2 separate regions of the Homo sapiens genome follow, and region 2 is linked to region 1. The links are chromatin contacts, found by Hi-C or POLR2A ChIA-PET in ENCODE. All regions are on one chromosome and are shown on one strand. The core of a region is the stretch at or near the end of the contact, and the rest is flanking DNA. Distances in the headings are between cores, read along the strand shown.

Region 1 (6,312 bases), core at 494-2,993:
TTTATTTTTGAGACAGAGTCTTGCTCTGTCAGCTAGGCTGGAGTGCAGTGGTGCAATCTCAGTTCACCGCAACCTCCGCTTCCCAGGCTCAAGCAATTCTCCTGCCTCAGCCTCCTGAGTAGCTGGGATTACAGGCCTGTGCCACCATGCCCAGCTAATTTTTGTATTTTTAGTAGAGACGGGGTTTCACCATGTTGGCCAGGCTGGTCTCGAACTCCTGACCTCAGGTAATCCGCCTGCCTTGGCCTCCCAAAGTGCTGGGATTACAGGCGTGAGCCACCACACCTGGCCCACTATTTTATTATTTTTTAATAATGGTCTTTGTTCTCAGCCTGTTTTTTCTGGCAACATCCAAATGAAAAGAACTTTACTTACAACTTCCCTGGCTTTTCTGGTGGCCTTTCTTATCACGAGCCTGACTCCCACAGTGTGACCAAAGCGTAAATTCACTGTTTTCTAATGGCTGACCTTAAGCCAACACCAGAGCCTCAGAGTCAACAGAAAACTCTGAACAGCCAGCAAAGGTCATCAGTGCCTCTAGTGGCCTGGTCAACAGAGGGCCTTAAGACTGAAAAACCCTTGACTTCTGCATGTACTTGACTTCAATTTTTAGGATGTTTCTGTTCTTAATGATGTTTGAGAAAATATGAGGCACCGCGTGTCTAACAAAAATTCAAGAAAAGCTATTTCATTGGAAATAAAGCATATTTTAAATCAATACCAGTAGGGAATAAAATGTAAAAGCTTTTGTCTAAGCTCGAAATAACCACATTCAACTCAGAATAGAAATCTGAAGGATAAGGAAAAATAATGAAAAAAAAAACAGGAAGAATGTCAGTAACAACAGTGGCTAATAGCATTACTCCAGGCCAGGCTTTGGACTAAACAGTTCGACTCCGTATCTCATTTCATCCTCACAACACGTCTGTGAGATAGGTATTATTATTTCCCCAATTTTCAGATGAGGAAATGGAAGCCTAGAGAGGTTAAATCAAATGCCTGAGATCCTATAGTGAGTAAATGGAGATTGGAGTTCAGATCTAGATCTGTGCAGCCACAAAACCATGAAAACTCTTTCTACTCTGCTTCTGGTACATGGTGGAGTCCATTAAAGAAGACAAAGTCCAAGGAGAATGGCCTCAACAAGAGAAGGGAATTTGATCTGGGTGTTGAAGGTGAAGTAGGACTGGGATGTAAGGAACATCTCTCTGCCACATTTTACCCTGCTAGTCATCAGGTTGTTGATTTAACTCATTTATAGGAAAAGAGGGCACAGTTAAACCATAGCAGCTGTGTGTTCTTTGAATGCTGATGAACAAGATGGCCCCATCAAAATGATGGCCCAGTCCTAAAGCTGATTTTAAAGTCATCTCATTGCCAAATTTTAAATTGACCCTTAAAATGTCTCTCACACACACTTTACGATTAACTCATCTCAGGCTCATCACTTCCCTATGATTTTACCCAAATAGCAGGGCCCAACTCACCACCCTGTCTGGAGCAATTTCTGTCTGCCCCTGAGCTGTCCCTGAAATATTAGTTAAAGGGTATGAGGGCTGAGAGGCTCTGTTTCTGCTGGTCTCCTAGCCTGGCTTCCTCACTGCCTGTGACTGGCCATTCTGGTGACTTCAAGCCTTGGAGATTAAAGCCCGTGTTAGTCTTTCAGCACCTGATGAAAGCGCTTAACCAGATCATGAAGTACATTGGGAAATCAGCCTCCACAGCTGGAGGAAGCTCTGTGAGTTTGACAAACCCCACACTGAAGGGAGAGGGGGTGATTTTCCTGGGAACTCAAGGAAGGTTCAGTCCTAACCTCTAACACACACCACAGATTATTACTGCTGCTGCCCAAGAGGGCTCAGATGGGAAAATAATGCTAATACATTGTGGAGGTGGTGAATTCTAGGCCCCCAAAGTCATGAAATTTCAAAGCTGACTGATTCTAATTTAGGTTTAGCTGAGTGAAAGAGAACAGTATGTTTTATGGAACTCTCTTAACATTACTAAGTGCAATATATTGAGTTAACCATTAATTTTTTTTCTAAGGAAGTAGAAAACCTTGGTTGTATAATCATGGTCACATTGACATTTCTGTAAATGCTTCACCTTAGGCATGTCATGACTTTTCAAAAATGTTATTCTTTTGAACACTTTACTTGGTTTTTTATTTAAAGTAACTAAACAGAAAATACTGTTGCTGTGGTGATTGTTAGGTCTTTGTGACTACTTCATGTTAGTTACTATAGTTAAAATTTTTAATTTTAAAACATTTAAACATAAAGGTACAGATATATTAGATGCCTGTGTAGTTACTACCCAAATTTAACAATTGTTACATTTTGCCATATTTAACACATTTTTTTTTAAAGGAAAGATTTCATTAAAGCCCTGTCACCTTCCTTACTTTAGATTACCTTCACTTTCTTCCTGAAGGTAATCACTGTCCTAAAGGTGAAGAGTTGGTAGGTATGCTTTTGGGGTATATGTTAAAACTCGTACTTATAAGTATGTACTTAATAACTACATGAGCAGGTTTAAGGTGTGTGCGTGTGTGTATGTATATGGTATATGTATATATATGGTAGATATGTATATATAAGAATCATATGTATATATAATATATGGCATATATATATAAATGTAACATATACTATATATATATTTTTAAAACTGGCTTTTTTATGTTGCTTCCAATTTTTTCCTGTAAACATCCTTATGGGTATCTTCTTGTGTATGCACATAAGAGTTTCTCTAATGTGTGGTAATAATATGTTTGCATGTATTCAGTTTTACTAGATAGTATTACATTGCCCTACCTAATAGTTTTACCAAGTTACACTTTTGTCAACAGTGTATAATAAACCCCATTTCCCCATATTGTTGCCAATAAATCTGATGTTGTTAGCCTTATAATTCTTTTGTTAATGTGATGACTGTAAAATGGTATCTCTTTGCTTTATTTCATTTCCCTGATTACTAGTGAGATTAAACGCCTTTATATATGTTTGGCAGTCTTTCAGCTTTCTTCTCCATTCTTTGCCCGTATTTTCTTTTGGGTATTTTATTTTTGTCTTACTAATTTGTAGGAGATTTTTATATATGATGAATACTGATCCTTTGTTGGTTATATATATTGTCCTTTACTTCCAAACTTTCCATGTCATTATGTTTTAGGAGTGTATCAGGTAAACAATACATCAATGGATTTTCAAAAAGTTGTCTTTTATCTATGTTTAATACATTTACAAATACTGTGATTCCTGATATATTTTTACTCCTTTCTTCTTATTTTTTTTCTAATTGTGTGTGTGTGTGTGTGTGTGTGTGTGTGTGTGTATGTTTCTTTTTACCGCCTTCCTACATTCTATAGAATGATTAAGTTCTCTGTGCTGGGCGCAATGGCTCACGCCTGTAATCCCAGCACTTTGGGAGGCTGAGGTGGACAGATTACTTGACGTCAGGAGTTTGAGACCAGCCTAGCCAATGTGGTGAAACCCCATTTCTACTAAAAATACAAGAATTAGCCAGTCATGATGGCGTGCACCTGTAGTCCCTACTTCTGGGGAGGCTGAGGCACGAGAATCACTTGAACCCGGGAGGCGGAGGTTGCAGTGAGCCGAGATCATGCCACTGCACTCCAGCCTGGGTGGCAAAGTGAGAAAAAAAAATGATTACATGATTCTTTGCAGACCCCATTTCCCTCTGTTATTTTGGAAGTTATATATTTTATTTCTATTCTTTCAATAGTTACCCTTACATTTCAACAAGCATACTTAATACAATTCAAAGCTAATTAATACCTATACTCTTCTGCATAACACAAGCAACTTGGAACAATTTAACTCTAATTACTACTTCACATTTTGGTATAAAGTAACTTAATCTATCTTGTTTTCATCCCTTCCTCCCTTTTAGTCTTATGGTTACCACTTTGTTGATAGTTAATAATAATTTACATTATCCATGTCTGCCAATGTCTTTGATCACAATTGCTTCTCAGATCTCCTTCCTTCTGGGTTTCTTTCTTTCTAAAGTACATTATATAATAGTTCTTCAGCATGGGCTTTGAGCTGAAAACTATCTTTGTTTTATCCTCATTTTTGAGTGACTATTTAGCATGGTCTAGAATTCCAGATTGCCAGTGATTTTCCCTCAGCACTCATGGGATGTTTATTCATTATCTTCTGGTACCCATTGTTGCTGATGAAAAGTTTGTTTTCATCTGCTTGTGTTTGAGTAAGTAATCTGTCTCTTCTTTCTGGTTGCATCTAGATTTTCTCTTTATATCCTGAAGCTTTATTAAAATGTGTTTAGGTGTGACTTTTTTAGAAAATAACTTATTCTCATGGCTCACTGTGCTTCCAAATTATGAAAAAACCTGTCTGTTATCAATTTTAGGAAATTCTCACTATTTCTTCCTGAATAGGTTATCTTCTTCTGGCACCCCTCTTAGATGTATGTTAGGCCACCTCAGTTTGTCCTCCTAATGTATTAACTTCCCTTTTATACATTCAATTTGTCTCTCGGCAATAAAATGAGAAATTTTCTCAGATCTTTCTTCTTCACACACTCTCTGGGTGTGCTTGACCACTCTTAACCTATCTGTGGTTAGTTGCAGTAATGTCCTCAATTATTTACTCCACCCTGTATCTACACCCTATTCCATATAACTATGCAATGCCTTCTCACCATAAACTGGGTAACATTGACTGCTCCTTGACCATGGACTCGATCATGCCATTATTTTGATCAAGAAAATGAGTCAGAACTGACAATGTGCCAGTTGTTCATGCCTTTGCACTTCCCCATTGTCATACTAACATGCCCAGGGTAGTCTGCTGGAGGAAGAGAAGCATGTAAAACGGAGCCCAGGCACCTCGTCACCCCAGTGAGGGCCAGCCTAGATCATCCAACAGCCAGCTGAGCCCCAGAAGTGAGCAAGCCCACGAAGATCAGCAAAGTCACTTTGCCAGCCCAGCTGACCCCAGGCACATGAGTAGGAAATGCTTGCTGTGTGTCTTTCAGGACCTATGGCAATAGCATTATTGTGGCAACAGGGTAACAAATATACCATGCATTGAGATTTTTCGTTTACTAAACTTTTTCATTTGTAGGTAAGCTAATTATTACTTTTTCAAATTAACCTATATTTAAAAACCGTATCCTATTTTTTCTACATATTTCTGTTTCATCTTTTGTCTATGTAATCATTTTAAACATAGATATTTTATAATTTCTTTCAGGTTGTTGATCTATCTGAAGTTCTTGAAGTGCTAATCTTCCCATTACAGCTGATTTCTCTCATTAGTGTTTCCTCATTTTACCTATAATTTCAATTTTGTAGTCCATATCTATTTTACCATGGGAATCCAGTACACAGAAATATTTGAAAGCATCCCCAGGCAGCAGTTTTGTATTTGCTTCTGCTAGAGGCTACAAGTGTGTCCACAGTCTAGGACCAGTTTGACATTAATGTCTTATTTTAAGGATTTTGGTACCATGTAGGTAGCATAAACTGTCATTCTACAAACACAAGTGACGCGTTACTTCCGTTTCTCACTGGAGACTGTTTTTGTACCCACGTGCCACAGAGACAAACTTTCTTTGCATTCAAGACAGTCATTGGGATGTTAGCCCTCTTTCACTGAAGGTACAGAGTTTCCCAGTTTTGGCTTAATGTAGAAGTTTCAGGTTCAACGGTCACCTACAAACCAGGACCCTGTGTATACATCCTGCAGAATCCCAGCACCTTGGCACGGGGGCCTATTCCAAGTTTGATCCTCTCTGGGCCTCAGTGGCATCAGCTCATGAGCTTACATTCTTCATTTCTAAAACTTGGGGGTTATCTCTTTTATTCCTTAAAGCTAACCCATGCTAGCCTTTAGACAATACTCCTTTTATGTCTGTTAGGAAAGTTGTCCATGTGGGTCCGTGGCCGTGCTGCTGGCAGATGCTTTGTTTAACAAGCAAAAATAATATTGCAAAAAATTAGAAATGAAAATTTTTTTAAATTTATTTTTAATTGCTATGGGTAAATAATAGATGTATATACTTAGATACATTTGGTTTGTTTGTTTGTTTGTTTTTTGGGTTTTTTGGGTTTTTTTGAGACGGAGTCTCACTCTGCCGCCCAGGCTGGAGTGCAGTGGCACCATCTCGGCTCACTGCAAGCTCCGCCTCCCGGGTTCACGCCATTCTCCTGCCTCAGCCTCCGGAGTAGCTGCGACTACAGGTGCCCACCACCACGCCTGGCTAATTTTTTGTATTTTTAGTAGAGACAGGGTTTCACCGTGTTAGCCAGGATGGTCTAGA
Region 2 (6,978 bases), core at 3,220-5,719, 34 kb before region 1:
AGTCTATTCATCTGTTGATGGACACTTGGTTGATTCCATATCTTGGCTGTTGTGAATAATGCTGCAACAAACTTGGGAGAGCAGATGTCTGTTTACAGCACACTGATACCAGTTCCTTCAGATATGTACCAGAGGTGGGATTGCTAGCTTATATGGGAATTCTTAGTTTTTTGAAGAACCACCATACTGTTTTTCATAATTGATGTACTAATTTACATTCCCATCAACAGTATTCAAGGGTTCTCTTTTCTCCACATCCTGCCAACACTTTTTATCTTTCGTCTTTTTTGATTATGGCCATTCTAGCAGGTGTGAAGCGACACCTCGCCATTGTTTTAATTTGCATTTCCCTGATGACTAGTGAGGTTGAGTGTTTTTTTTAATATATCTGTTGGCCTTTTGTATGTCTTCTTTTAGAACCTATTCAGATCCTTTGCCCATTTCTTAATTTGTTTTCTTGCTATTGAGTTGTTTGAGTTCCTTGTATGTTCTGTGTATTACCTCTTATCAGATGTATCAGTTTAGAAATGTTTTCTCCATGCGTTTCTCCACATTTCTCCAATCCATGTATCTTTTTTGTTTGACTTAGTTATTGCTACATGCCAAGCATTTATGATATCACTTAATCCTTTACAGCTATTCCTTGAGCTAGGATTATTTTTGTCCTCTTTCGACAGATGATTAAATGAGGGCTTAGAATGATCAACCAAATGGCCCAGTATTACACAGCTGGTCAGAGCCAATCAACTCCTAGCTTCCTAAACTGATGAGAGAAGAGTTCTCTACCTTCCATCCACTCCTCCCCTGAGCTAGCACATGGTGAACCATTAGGCAATCCTGCCCTATCGGTTATACTGACCCATCGGTCAGACTGACCCTCTTGTTCAGTGACGTGAAAAGCAATGAAAATATTCAACTTGAGCTGCGGCAAATATTTCATCACCTAGGACCCTATTTATTCAAAACTCAGTCAGTTGTAAAGCAACTTGGCTGTACAGGTAAACAAGCAAATGGAAGAGCTAGAAACTTCCCACAGCTTTTCAAGTTAATGATCAGCAAATCTGTGAAGCCTGACATGGGCTGGCAGTCGCACAGAAAAGTTGAAAGTCCTTCTCTAATCCTTCACTTTGGCAGAAGGATAAAAGGAAACCAGTGCTCTATACTTTTTACAGAGTGGGAACCGACTTTACTAAATGTCTTTTCTGGATTTCAAGGGGAATGCCAAAGATAGAAAAGAACAGGTTATAGCAATCTCAGTGGTGTTTTCTTGACCCTGGAGAATCCACTAGCGAGCAGCATATAATAATCTTGTCACTTAAAATTACTATTTCCATGAGCAATTAAAAGGGACTAATTACCCAAAACAATTTGCTGAAATTAAGCCTGACAGCTTTGCTAGCAAAATCCTCAGATTAGGCAGGGAGGGTGGCTGCTGGGGAGGAAGAGATACTTAGTGACCCAGCTGCCACCAAGGAGATTGTCAGTGAACTGACCTGAGGCTAGAATGTTCTGGGAACACACAGACCTGAACATGGAGCTTGGATGCACCCTGAGCTGAACTAGGACTGCCCAGTAATTGTCAACCCTTTGGGAACATTTATGGCTGCTTTGAAAATCTGATGAAAGTCCTAATTGGAACCTCTTTTCACACAAAAATACACATCTGCCAATACACACAAAATATTTGTGTATAACTTCAGGGGTCCCAGGGCCCCTGAAAATTCACTCATGAATCCTTAGGAATCCACGCACCCCTATGGACCACCACTTTAACCCCACCTCTCTGATTCAGAATGAACTTTCAACAAGGTTTTCCCATGAACAGTGGGCAAAGATAGCAGGGCTGGGCACAAATGCCCATTGCACAGCAGAAGTCAAACAGGGCTGGTCTTTGGAAAAAGGAAAAGCAGCAAAGATTAGCTTTGGAGTTCCCAGCCTGGCCTTTCTTCTACCTCTTCCTGGTTATGTTCATACCCTCCCCCATTGCTCCTCAAGGGTTTGAGTTTATTAAGCAAACACTACCTTTGCTCCCTATATGCCTGGTATGTAAAGCACAGGAAATGTTTTTTAATCAACAACCCAGAGTCTTTGCACTTCCTGTATCTCCGCTGAAACATTAATCTCAGGCTATTGGCTGCTTATTAAAAACAAGGTGGGGAAAATTTGTATTCAAAGGGGCTGGTCAATGGTAAGAGACATAGAAACAATTTGTTCTTCTAGAGTCATGTTTCTCAAAATGTGCTCCACTGGCCTCTTGCATCAGAATCAGAGATACTTAGGCTTTATTCCAGACATACTAAATCACAATTGGGGATGGGTGTTGGGAAAGCGCAGTGAATCTGCATGAAAACATCTTCCCAGTTAAATTATTTTTACATTAATATTTGAAAATGACTGCTTCAAAGACTTTAAACTCTATCTTTGAATCATCATTACCACAAATATACATACCTGGACCCCAGTTCTTTGGGTGCCCAAACAATGCTGAATTAGAACCAATTCATTATACCTATGAAGAATTGTCCCATACCTTTTATAAAGGTGCTATCAACGACACTGCCCATTATAATATAGCTGATAATTTCATTTAAGTTTAACATTTGGATCAAGATTTTGTGACAAACCGCAAATGTTTTTACTAGCTAATGGTGGCTGTATAATGCACAGTGGTTTTTTTTTTTTGTTTTTTTTTTTGAGACGGATTCTTGCTCTGTCACCCAGGCTGGAGTGCAGTGGTGCAATCTCAGCTCACTGCAAGCTCTGCCTCCTGGGTTCACGCCATTCTCCTCCCTCAGCCTCCCGAGTAGCTGGGACTACAGATGCCCACCACCATGACCGGCTAATTTTTGGTTTTTTTCGTATTTGTAGTAGAGACGAGGTTTCACCATGTTAGCCAGGATGGTCTCGATCTCCTGACTTCGTGATTTGCCCATCTCGGCCTCCCAAATGCAGTGTTTTTGTTTACAGCTTGGCTTCCAGGAAACTCAGAGCTCAATCTAAGTGTTTAAATTAAGTATTGTACTCCTGGGTGGCCTCTTTAATACTGAGAACTTCTAGCCAGACACAGTGGCTCATGCCTGTAATTCCAGCATTTTGGGAGGGTGAGGCACGAGGATTGCTTGAACCCTAGGAGTTCAAGACAGCCTGAGCAACAAAGTGAGACCTCGACTTTGCAAAAACAACAACAACCACAACAATAAAAACCCATACACACACAAATTCGTGGTTGTATGAACCTGTGGTCCCAGCTACTCTGGAGGCTGAGGTGGGAAGATGGCTTTAGCCCAAGAGGTGGAGGCTGCAGTGAGCTGTGGTCATACCACTGTGTTCCAATCTGAGTTACAGACAGAGACCTTGTCTCAAAAAAAAAACAAACAAAAAAAAACCTTCCTATCTATTTCCTTAAATAAATGCCTCCTATTTTTTTTTTTACCTCTGTTTAAATTATATTATTATGCATTCCTCTTTCATTGAAAGCTGCCACAAATGCTTTTTTAAATAGAGGCAGTACAGGTCATCTTTCGATAGATGAATATATTACTTTTTTGCACCTTATGGAATAGTGGAGAGAGTGGTGATCAGGAGACAGGAGATGTCTATTCTAATTCATCTCTGTTTTAGTCTGTTTCCTCAGGCAGGTCAATTACACTCTCTAGACCTCATTTCATCCTCTGAGCAAGGAGCAGGTTAGATCTCAAAGGCTTCTTGCAAGTCCACATCCTCAGCTTACATGCCTCACATGATTTGGTTCGTTCAAAAACCTGCTGTCTTCTCCAGGAGGTCCAGATGTAATCTCGAGGACTTGAGCTTCTGCCAGATGTGGGACCGTTAACCAGAGATGCTACAGGATAGGTAGACGATGGAGCCTTGTGTACTTACTGGAGGTGGGGGTGAGAGGCTCACCAGGGGAATCCAGATAGCCTCCCTGGGGTCATAGCAGGGGAGAGGAGGGCCACAAATAATGACAACCACAGACAGGGTGGAATCAATGGCGCTAAATGATCCCTAATGTGTGAGTTGTTGGCAGTGGGAAGGGAAGAGTAGAATAGAGGCTAGGAGGGTGGAATTAAAATGAATCAAACAAAACTATAGACACTGACCTTGATTAAAATATGTGAAAAAGCAAAAAGACACCTTTGTAAAAATCTTGTCCCTGTAAAAGTAATAAGTGAATTATATACCATTTATACCTGATTTTCCAGCTACAATGACTGATTTTCTTGGCAAAATGAGGGCTCTGCATACTATAAAATAAGTATCTGCTTAATGTTTTATTTGATCCCATCACTAAGTCAATTGGTATGTGCTCAGCCCTTAGGGTTTGCTTGTGGCAGTGGTGCAACTATCTGCTCACCACACTTAAAATGGAAAAATCTGCATTGACTTTTAGTGGTGCACATTTTGGCTCTTCCGTCCAGAGACTATGAACATGTTGTGTCCACACGGAGGCTGCTGGCAAGAAATGGCAGGCAGGGTGCAAAGCTGCCTGAGTCAGCCAAGCTGGGTTCAAAGTCCAGCTCACCTGTTTCCCAGCTCTGAGAAGGTGGGAAAGTTATTTAACCTCCCTGAGCTACAGTCATGTAGAATACATACAGAATGAAGTTTTTCTCTTGTAAAGGTGAAGAGCCCTGCAATTGGTCTCCTTGTACCCTGGCCTAAAGATTTTTCAAAATCTGGATTTATCTCCATTTTAGGGTTAAGAAATACTCTAGCTCCAAACTGATTATAACCTTTAATCCTTGTGGTATCTTTTTACCTTTATCAATGATCCTCATGCAGTTCTCAGAGTCCAATATCCTTCATTGTTGGGAACAGCAGAAGAATATAAACATGGAATTAAAGTCAAGATTCTGCTCCCTCTCATTGAACTGTACTAAGGTAATATTATAAAGACTAAATATTTCCCTAAGTTACCAGTGTCTGTCCAAGGAAATAACACTGAATTCTTTAAAGAAAAGCCACTGTGAGTGCTGCAAACAACTAGACATAGAAGAGGATTTAAGCAGAACCTAAGCGTAGACAAATATTAGGCTTCATATATTGTCAGGCAAGCCTGTGTCAAAAGGCAGCACTGTCTTTAAAACACGAATACAAGTTAAACATACTTACCACAAGTTCACAGTACAAGAGGATTATCATCTTTCATCAGAATGTTTGGGGCTTAATTAAAGTAGATTTTGCTTTAAGAGAGACACAGATATGTGCATATTATAAAGTGATAGGAGAATGCATTTATTGAGCATTGCACAGTGCTTCCATTGAACAGGTTTACATTATGCTGAAAATTTAGCTTTGGAATAATTGGGTGAATTCCACTATTTCCCTTCACCTGAATCTTTGTTAAAACAGCATTGGATTCCCAACTCTCTTTTCTAAAATAATGAGATCAGGATAGCAACAGTGACTTCTGGGTGTCAGTGGCCTTATTATAGGTAGTTTGTCCACCTATCAAATGTTGACAGACCCAGAGGTTGTAGATCTAGCAAAATAAATATTTGTATAGACCTTAGAGCAAAGGGAGGCTTGACTTTAAGGCTTTATTTCCCCCTTTGTGGACAGTTAGGAGATACTCCTAAGTCCTTTAGACAATTCTAAGCCACTTATATGGCTGGGGAATAAAGGTTAAAGTTTGCAATGGCCATTTTCCATAGTCAAAAAGAGTCTAGTGGCCCTTTTTTTTTTCATTCACTCACTCGTTCAGTAAATATTGAAAGCCCATATGGCAGGCATTATTCTAAGTACTGGGGATACAGCAATGACAAACAAGGTCCCTGTTCTTATGGCACTAATGGAGAGAAATAATCAATATATGCCTTTATGCACTAATATGCATGAAATAATATATAAGTTAACATATAAACAGACTGGAAATATAGTCAGTAGTGGTAAATGTGATGCAGATAAATGAAATAGAATGACACCATTGTGAGTGAGTGAGTGTAGGTAGTCATGCAAGACTTTTTTGAGGAGGTGAGATTTAGGGTGAGATGTGTAATACTAACTGCAAAGATAATAAGTGGTAATCCACGTGGACCCAAGGCCTCCTTGTGCTAAGTAGATCTAGAAAGATCTGTTTCTGCAATGGTCCAAACTCAGTGAGTAATTCATCTAAGTTAGTACAATGGTTCTCTAGAAGACCTTTGTTTATGTAAGTATTTGGTATTTATAAGCCATCACCTTAGTATGAATTCTGATTGGTTATCCAGTCATCTGGTGTACTAAAGGAACAGAAGAGGTGTCAGAAGGCTGTCTGGAGAGATAGGATAGGGTGGGCCATAACTAACAGTGGCAGGGAGGGGGTTAGGGAGACATGCCTATGGGCCCTGGGCTCTTGGTGCCAGGTGAAATCTTTTTTTCCATATTGCTTACCATCAGATGTCCTCTCTAACTTCCTCTGTTTCAGCAGCTGTCCATGAATGCATTCTCAGCCCTTCCCCAAGCAAGCTTTTCTGGCTCACACAAAGTGCGTTATAAATGGGTTAAAATCAAAAGGTGCCAGATGCCAGCTTCCAAGCTTCAGTGTTACGGGAACAGGATGTTATGAAGTAGTAATGAAAGAAGAGAATATGATAGCACCCTATCCATGGGGTTTTCGGTCTCTATACTTGGTGGCTGATCTTCCAGGGGACAGCATACCAGGAATCCACCTTTTAGAACAGTAAATCTGAGGGAGATAAAGAGCCGCTGGCACCATGAAGACATTCAGATAGAAATACTCCCAAGAACTACAGAGCTGCAGATGCAACTTTTAGTGTGAATGTTGGCAGCCTAGAAGGGGTCTACTCCATGAAAGGCTGCAGCAGTGGCCTGGGGGAGAGCTATTTGCAGGCGGAAATCAGCTACCAGCAGGTCCAGCAGCAGCATAAGAAAGAAAATGCAGTGGAGGGCAGTAACTACAGAAATGTAGAGAAGAAAGCATCCAGGAGGGAAACCTGCAGGTAGCAGAGAGAGCAAGGTTACAAAGATTTGCAGCAAGGA

Evidence for each region. A loop is a pair of places that touch in the nucleus more often than their neighbours do. ChIA-PET counts read pairs that join two places held with the same protein, here RNA polymerase II (POLR2A). Pooled maps may share reads with other maps.
Region 2: a map of left colon shows a loop between it and region 1 (6-fold over the local background). The contact joins two enhancer-like sites. A Hi-C loop is called at or near these places in 5 of 168 maps with a recorded cell type or tissue (CD8-positive, alpha-beta T cell, Caco-2, Calu3 and 2 more) and 2 of 50 pooled maps. POLR2A ChIA-PET finds 5 or more read pairs at or near these places in 3 of 52 experiments (H1, HepG2 and activated T-cell).

What each region holds. Positions count from the first base shown.
Region 1 is chr2:158,090,296-158,096,607 of GRCh38, reverse strand. It overlaps a transcript of UPP2 not described here. Among named protein-coding and RNA genes, the nearest start is that of UPP2, 8.4 kb to the left of the region's middle. Within about 2 kb of position 1,743, at least 3 of the 41 ENCODE cell types and tissues checked have a DNase peak (open chromatin) inside an H3K27ac peak, as active enhancers do.
Region 2 is chr2:158,126,167-158,133,144 of GRCh38, reverse strand. The region is part of intron 6 of UPP2 (uridine phosphorylase 2); the gene reads right to left. Among named protein-coding and RNA genes, the nearest start is that of UPP2, 28 kb to the right of the region's middle. Within about 2 kb of position 4,469, at least 5 of the 41 ENCODE cell types and tissues checked have a DNase peak (open chromatin) inside an H3K27ac peak, as active enhancers do.